Linked DNA regions of Homo sapiens: region 1 is linked to region 2. Evidence: read pairs that join two places in POLR2A ChIA-PET (ENCODE). Cell type or tissue: PC-3. All regions are shown on one strand.

The links. ChIA-PET counts read pairs that join two places held together with the same protein. Peaks named below come from ENCODE experiments on the same cell type or tissue, not always from the same donor. Only the 100,000 strongest peaks of a DNase experiment are listed, where the experiment ranks them.
Region 1: POLR2A ChIA-PET joins it to region 2 with 5 read pairs; 5 of 35 experiments call an interaction of 5 or more read pairs at or near these places.

What each region holds. Positions count from the first base shown.
Region 1 is chr1:68,134,187-68,138,186 of GRCh38, reverse strand. It overlaps WLS (Wnt ligand secretion mediator), which reads left to right. Exons shown (of 12, transcript NM_024911.7): 11 at 254-407. The region is part of intron 8 of GNG12-AS1 (GNG12, DIRAS3 and WLS antisense RNA 1); the gene reads right to left. Among named protein-coding and RNA genes, the nearest start is that of MIR1262, 47 kb to the left of the region's middle. In PC-3, no CTCF peak of the experiment used is centred here; a DNase peak (open chromatin) is centred at 1,796.
Region 2 is chr1:68,275,102-68,279,101 of GRCh38, reverse strand. No RefSeq gene overlaps it. Among named protein-coding and RNA genes, the nearest start is that of WLS, 45 kb to the right of the region's middle. RefSeq lists enhancers at 468-1,052, 2,134-2,761. In PC-3, no CTCF peak of the experiment used is centred here; no DNase peak of the experiment used is centred here.

The DNA of each region.
Region 1 (4,000 bases), 140 kb after region 2:
ACTCCCCAGGTGATACTAATCTGTGGGCAAGGTAAGGACCACTGACTGTGCCTGACAGAAAGCTAGAGAACCTTCAGTTGACCTTAATTTACACCGAAATGATTCAGATTAAAAGATGGAGTCTTACATGGCCCTTCATGTTTCCCACATGTAGAAGAGACTTGGTTTTCATGTTGGTTGGTTCCTTTATTGGTGTTATGTTTCTTCTGTTTCTTCTCTGTTTCAATTGAATATCACCATCCTTTCTCCGCAGGTAACGGAAGGCCATTGGAAATGGGGCGGCGTCACAGTCCAAGTGAACAGTGCCTTTTTCACAGGCATCTATGGGATGTGGAATCTGTATGTCTTTGCTCTGATGTTCTTGTATGCACCATCCCATAAAAACTATGGAGAAGACCAGTCCAATGGTGAGTTTCTGTCTCTTTAGAACAGCTTAAGTCAGGATAAATAGGCTTCTGTCTTTACAAGATTTAAATGGCTAAAGCTCTGAGATGCCCAGTGAAACTTTCCCTCCAAGTATACTCCTCACACTGGGAGACGGTGAATGAGCACCCAGGGGACTCACCCATAAGACAAAAAGCCCACACAAGCCAGATCTTTCTTTAAGTCCTCATTTTTAAATCTCTAAAATACATTGAGAATATTGCATGCTAAGTCTAAAATATGTCTTGATTTTAGAACAAGAGTCAAATTTTCTTCTTTACATTTTTGAGCACAATTGACTGTTGGAAACTATGCCATGTTTATTCTTCCCATTTGAGAAGCAGAATCCTAAGATATCAGGTGGAGGGAGTCTGGGCCCTGAGAGCTGAAGATGGAATAGGCTTCATTTTTCTTCTGCTCATTTTTCTTCAAGGTGATTTTTCGATGTATGTCTAAACCAATAGCTATTCTCCTGTCCCCAGTTCTTCCTGTCCTTTAGTGCTGGTATGTGCTGCTGCCTTTTTATATCTTATAATCACAGAACACTGAGACATGGATGCTGCAAGTAGCCTTAGAGAATCCAGTCATTTTATAGATAAAGAAACTGAGGCCTAGAGAAGGGAAGATCTTGCTCAGGGTTTCTTCACTAGCCACAGCAGACAGAAATGATTAACACTGTCTAGGCCAGTGCTGTTAACAGGTAACAGGTGGCCTGATAAACAACTGATCTAATAGATGCTTTTTCTGTTTGGTTCAGCCTTATTCCTCATTCTGTCTCTTTTTACACCTGCTTTACTCTAGCCATGCATTTGCTATTCCCCAAACATAGGAAGCCCTTTCTCAAATCAGTGCTCTAGTGCCTTTCACTCTGCCTTGCAGTGGAAACCAGGGTAGCAGCCCCCCAGAGCCAAGGGTTGGCCTCACCTTTAGGAAGTACTCAGTGAGTGTGTGTTGCATGAGTGGATTGCACATTCTGCCTCCATCTGGGACTAATGAAACTCTACTCATCTTTTGGGCCCAGTCAAAATGCAGCATCTTCTTTAACACCTATTCCCAATCACCCCAATTAGAATCCAGCAAATGACATTCAATGGAATATTGTCTCCATGAAATGTTGATAAATTTAGGTAGTCAAACATGCTTGAGAATGATTGAGTTGATCAGCACTAATAAGGCTTTTCACTGCAATACATGTTAATGCCTTTAGTACATTAATTTGTACTGTCAGTCTTTACAAAGCGGGGGGTGGTAACAGCATTTTCCAGAATTATTAGATCATTTGGCCCTGGCACCCTTTCTTTAGGCAGTGTATCTCTTGAAACTGTTGTCCTAAGGAATATGCCTAGGGGATCATGAGTCTACTTTCCACATGACATTTATTGTGTAGAGGTGGAAGATGAGTCATCTGTGCCTTTATGCTCCTGCTGGATCATCGACTCCTTCAGGGCAAGGACCAGTTCTTTAGGATACTTTTAAAATATTGAGTGAATTAATGCTTAGAAGTAAGAGTTCTAGATTAGCCTTCAGTGATCTTGTGGGGAGAAGGGAGGGGGGTAGTTACTTGAGAGATGAGATGAAGTGGAGCAGGAGAGGAAGGCATCTGTGCTGGGGGTCAAGGGACGTGGAGTGGTCTCAGCCACTGTCTGTCTTCATCCTGTATTTGCCATGTCCATGCGAGAGCATGCTGGACATGAGTTTCCCTCACCCCTTGACCTCTTTGGAGTAGACATGTTACAATCAGTTTCAAGCCCATCTCTGGTCTGAGGTGAGAATACAGAATATTTACTTACCTACCCCCTGCCCAACTTTGGTTTGACTGACTGTTTTGCTAGAAGGCTTGTGAGCTAGGCAGCCTTCTTCCTTTCCATTTCTAGTAAAAACACCACTCGGTGTTTTTACTGTACATGTGGAAAATGGGAGCATTCAGCCTGTCAAGCAGTGGGCTTCCACAACACGAGCAGCAAGCACTGCTGGGCTTGTGGACAAGAATCTTGATTTCATTCCATGGTCATCCTGTGGGGGACACTGAAGGAAACCATGTGGCCTTGTCCTTGATGTGAGTAGGTAGAGTTTCTACCTTCCAGAGAAATACCACTTAAAGCAATGGCTGGACTTCCTGGATGATGGAATGATAATACCGGTGGGAAATAATTATCAAGTACTGACTGTGTGCTACAGCACTTTATGTACATAAATTCTTTTGGTTGTTTTTACTGTGTGACTGTTGGCAAAACACTTAACCCTCTGTGCACCACTGCTCCCAAATGTAAGTGATCTCCTAAAAGTCCTTTTGAACTACGAATTTCTGTGGTTAGCCTGGGTGCAATGGCTCACACCTATAGTCCTAGCACTTTGGGAGGCCAAGGCTGGAGGATTGCTTGAGCCCAGAAGTTTGAGACCAGCCTAGGCAACATAGTGAAACCCCATCTCTACAAAAAAAAAAAAAAAAAAAAAAAAAGCCAGGCATGGTGGTGTGCACCTGTAGTCCCAGATATTCAGGAGGCTGAGGCAGAAGGATCCCTTGAGCCCAAGGAGTTTGAGGCTGCAGTAAGCCATGATTGTACCACTGTACTCTAACCTGGGTGATAGATAGAGGAGGCCCTGTCTCAAAAGAAAAGAAAAGAAAAGAAAAGAAAGTCCATGGTTGTCTTTCTTCCTATTAGCAGGGAAGGGGCAGAAGAACACTTCTTGCCACTAAGTGGCAGCCCAGAGAGTGATATCTGTCATAGGTAAGGGATTTCCAAACACTGGTGAGAACGTGTCCAACTTTAACACTGTTCAGCAAGTGGGAGCCCAGAGCTGTGGCCAACCCTGCAGAGGCAGGATGACTACAGACCACCATGTTGGACAGATTCTTGAGATTTGAGCCATATATTAGGCAGCTCCCATCAGGACTTCCCACCCTACACAGTAGCCAGTCTCCTAGGCTTGAAATGTTGCAATTGAGAAAAGCACTTCACTCTTCCTCAACAGAGTTTTTCATCAAAGACAGCTTGATCTGTAATTTCATGGAAAACTTGCAAATAATTCTCAACAAGAGGTCATATCCCCTGAATCCTCTGCTAAGTGGGTGTTTTTAAATGTTCACAGTTGTTTTGGTTTGTGACTATAACTGGGACATGCCTTTGGCATTTAGTGTCCAGATTCTAGGGGTGCTACTAAATGTTGTTCAATAGGCAAAACAAGGCTCATGTCATAAAGAAATGTCCTGCCTGTGAAATGCCAAGTAGACCCTCTGTGAAAAAACATTCTTCAGGCAATTTAGTGGGCAAACTATTTGGGGACCATATGCTGATCCTAAACACAAAAGTCATAAGATTTAGCAGTTCTCCTTTGGTAACATGATCTGTGATTTCCCAGCACCCCCGGGAACCCCTGGCAGCTTGTGGGCCCTTCCCTTTCCTGCATGGTGCTGTGACCTTGTGCATTTGGAAGGGGTCTCTTCCATGTTGGGCATTCTGCTTATTTTTCTTCTCTATTTTGTTTCACTTTTCATCTCTTCATCTGCCACCAGATCACACGATGTATCCTAGGAATTACGGAGCATTTGCCAAGATTTCGAAGTTCCTTGGAAAGA
Region 2 (4,000 bases):
GTTTCACCATGTTGGCCAGGATGGTCTCGATCTCCTGACCTTGTGATCCACCCACCTCGGCCTCCCAAAGTGCTGGGATTACAGATGTGAGCCACCGCTCCCGGCCTACTTTTTTCTTTCTTTTTTTTTTTTTTTGAGACAGAGTCTCATTCTGTCGCTCAGGCTGGAGTGCAGTGGTAAAATCTTGGCTCACTGCAACCTCTGCCTCCTGAGCTCAAGCAATTCTCCTGCCTCAGCCTCTGAGTAGCTGGGATTACCGGCACCCACCACCATGCCTGGCTAATTTTTGTATTTTTAGTAGAGACAGGGTTTCACCACGTTGGCCAGGCTGGTCTTGAACTCCTGACCTCAAATGATCTTCCCTCTTTGGCCTCTCAAAGTGCTAAGATTACAGGCGTGAGCCACCGTGCCTAGCCTAATATACATGTTTTAAAGACAAAGACTGGTTCTATCCCACGTTTGGGCTTCCAGTACTTTGTATATCTAATAGACACTTGGTAAATATTCAGTGAAAGAATATGGCCTGGAAGGAAGAAATGAAATATGTCTGTTGGCCTCAGCATCAGGAATCTGAATAGTTCCTAAGCCGGTGGCAGTCACTTCTTAGCTATTAGCTTTGGCCAAGTCCCTTTTCATTCTCAGCCTCAGCTTCCTCATTTGCAAAATGAGAATAATAGCACCTCTGTGGAAACTTTCATTTTCATGGTGATTAGATGAGCCATCTCACTTAAACATCTAGCAGAATGTTTGGGACATCAAAGACACTCCATAAAGTTAGTTCCTCTCTGCTTCCTTCACACCTAACAGGGGTCTGTACTTTGAGGAAACTCAGTGGTCTTCACATCTTCATCCTATCTGAATATCACTTCCAGGAGCCTGCCTCCCTTTCTCCTGCCCAGGTTAAAATTGCCCCAAATAAGAACAACATAGGTGGGACAAATCCCTTCCAGAGCCGTAGAGAGCCAAAAAGCCAGGACTTCTGGAAGCTCCCCTGGTGTTCTAGGCATACTGTTAGATCAACTTGTCAGCTCACTGTTACCTGTGTCAGCTGAGAGAGGGAGGTTAGAATGGTGGTGGTGGTGGTGGTGGAGGGGGCTTAGCTGATAGAATTGAGCTTAGAAGATGAATGGGGATGGGTGAAGTGGCCACATAAGATGGCTAGGCCAAGAGAAAGGAGGGCTTTGGTAATGAGAACAATGTCTTTATATGTGTGTTTCTCTGGGAATATATATAAATCTGTGTGATTTTGTTCTCCGTGTGAATCTGTATGTCTCTGCTTATGTGTACAGGAGAATCACCTAAGAGAAATCCATCCATCTATCCATCCATCCATACATCCATCCATCCATCCATCCATCCATTCATCCATCCATCTATCCATGCTTCCACTCATGTATTCATTCAGTCAGTCATCCGTTCATTTTATTTAAATTAAAAGAGATTTCCAACCATCTATTCATCCATCCATTTATTCATTCAGTCAGTCATCTTTTCATTTCATTCAAATTAAAAGAGCTTTTTAAAATGCTTCAGGTACTAGAGAAAAAAAGTTAAATAAAATATCCTCTACCTGCAAGGAGTCTGACTATAATCTGTTTGCAGTTTGTTGGAAACAGACAAGTAAGTATTTTACAAATACTGTTCTAAGATAGAGGCTAGCACAAGATGCTAGGAAACAGACCAAGGAAAGAACCCTGGAAAAAGAAGTACTAAGTTGGGCTTTTTGGTTTTGTTTTTTTTCTTCTTTGCAGGTTCCAAAAATACATTTAGCTCCATATATTCCCCATCCCACCTCCTTCCACCCCAGAGTTTGTTTAAGGAGATTTTTTTCTTTTGACTTGTGCTAAAAACCCAGTGCCGCAGCATTTCCTCTCTGGTATAGAGGCCATCCTTCTCCACCAATTTCAATAAAATAAAATCAAAGTAACTTTTAGTTATATCACTTCCCCTTGTTTGTTGTGGGAAATTATGAACTCTTTGAGGCACCAGCACAGTTTCTTAGAATATAGAAAAGGCTCAATAAACATTTCCCGAATAGTGGGCAAGTGAATGAAAGAATGAAGTTCTCTACCTGTGCAAGTCTTATGTGTCACATGGAGACCCCTCCTCTGGATTCTCAGGGTCATGAGAGCAGCCTGACACTGGGTCTGGCCATCCAGAAGCACTTAAAAAGTGATAGATAATAGTGTAATTAGTTACTACCATCTATAATTACTATTTAGTGGGTGGTTCCAAAATATTTAACATATTTATTTTTACTTTTAGAGTAAATGGGTTGGGGGGTGGGGCGGGCAATGGAGAGAGAGAACACTTTCAGGCCATGATGAAAACCATGTGAGGCACTCCACAGCTGTTTTTCAGACCTCTGCAGGAGCACCATGCATTGCCTCCTTCTCTCAGCCAAATTCCAAGATCTAAGGGTTACCCCCCAGGAGGGAACATGCCATTCCCAGCAGAGTCCATTATCTCTTGCAACCTGTTATCTAAACAGATTGTCTCCTTGGCTCCATTAGATGAGCAGATAAGCATACCTGAAGCTCCTGGGGCGCTCTGCCATTTACATAAGATCCCAGTGCCTTGGGCCACTGCCTAGTGCCTAAGGAACCCAAAGGTTGTCTCTCTCAGAACTCAAGACTTTCACTCCTTTGCCTCCTAGGCATTTGCCAGTCACAGAATTCTCCACTACCAGGCCTCTTGGCAAACCAAGTGTCCAGACCAGTCTGATTCCCCAGGTTTAATCCTAAACCAGTAGCTTGCGTCTTCCTTTGCTGAGACCTACTTTGAAAGCCAAAAGGACTGAGTTGTCTGCAAATAATTCCAATGCCACCATGAGATTTGGGGTTTATTTTATTTTATTAGAAACAGGCTTTTGTTATGTCATCCAAGCTGACATGGAACTCCTGGGCTCAAGTGATCCTCCCACATCAGCCTCCTGAGTAGCTGGAACTACAGGTGCATGTCATCACACCTCGCTTTTAGGATTTGTTTTTAATAGAAGTGAGTTATCCATTAGCATTTGTGAGACATATCTGGAACGTCACCTCAAGTATGAAGACTGACTTAACTCACTCCAGCTACCTGGATTTTCATTTTGAAAAACTAATGTCTAGGCCTGGAGCTACAGTTTTGCTCCCAGTTCAAAAATGTCTGGCATATAATAGGTGCATAAGAAATGTTGTTCCAATTAATGGAGAAAATGTCAGTTTGGCCTTCATCTGAATGAAACATTTACCTTGTTTGGGTAGAGAGTTATGAATCTGGAGATGGCTGGTCCCTCAGTCTACCCGTTCAGAAAGAACATCACTCAGTAAATCATACCAGGCAGTCAGTCGGCACTTTCAAAAACTGTGCTTCATTATGGTAGGACTGGGAGTATAGAAGGAACAAAGGGAGTGTGTGTGTGTGTGTGTGTGTGTGTGTAAATATATATATATATAACTTGCATAATTTTAAATTTTATACAATAAAGATAGAGCATACATATGACAAAATACTAACATGAATGAACCCTTCATGTTATGGAAATATATACTACGTCTGTTCTTTTCTATATTCTGTATTTTTTGTTGTTGTTCATAAGAGACAGGGTCTTGCTCTGTCACCAACTAGAGTGCAGTGGTGTGATTATATCTCACTATAACCTCGAACCCCTGGACTCAAGGGATTCCTTGAGGCTGGGATCACCTTAGCGTCCCCAGATGCTGGAATTACAGGAGTGAGCTGCCGCCCCAACCATATATTCTATTTCTAGCTACTCTATATTTCTATTTCTGAAAATTGTCAATTTTTTTTTTTTTTGTCATTGTTGTTGTTGTTGTTTAAGATGGAATCTCACTCTGTCGCCCAGGCTGGAGTGCATTGGTGCGATCTTGGCTCACTGTAGCCTCCACCTCCCAGGTTCAAGTGATTCTTCTGCCTCAGCCTCCTGAGTAGCTGGAAATACAGATGTGCACCACCATGCCCAGCTAATCTTTGTATTTCTTTAGTAGAATCGGGGTTT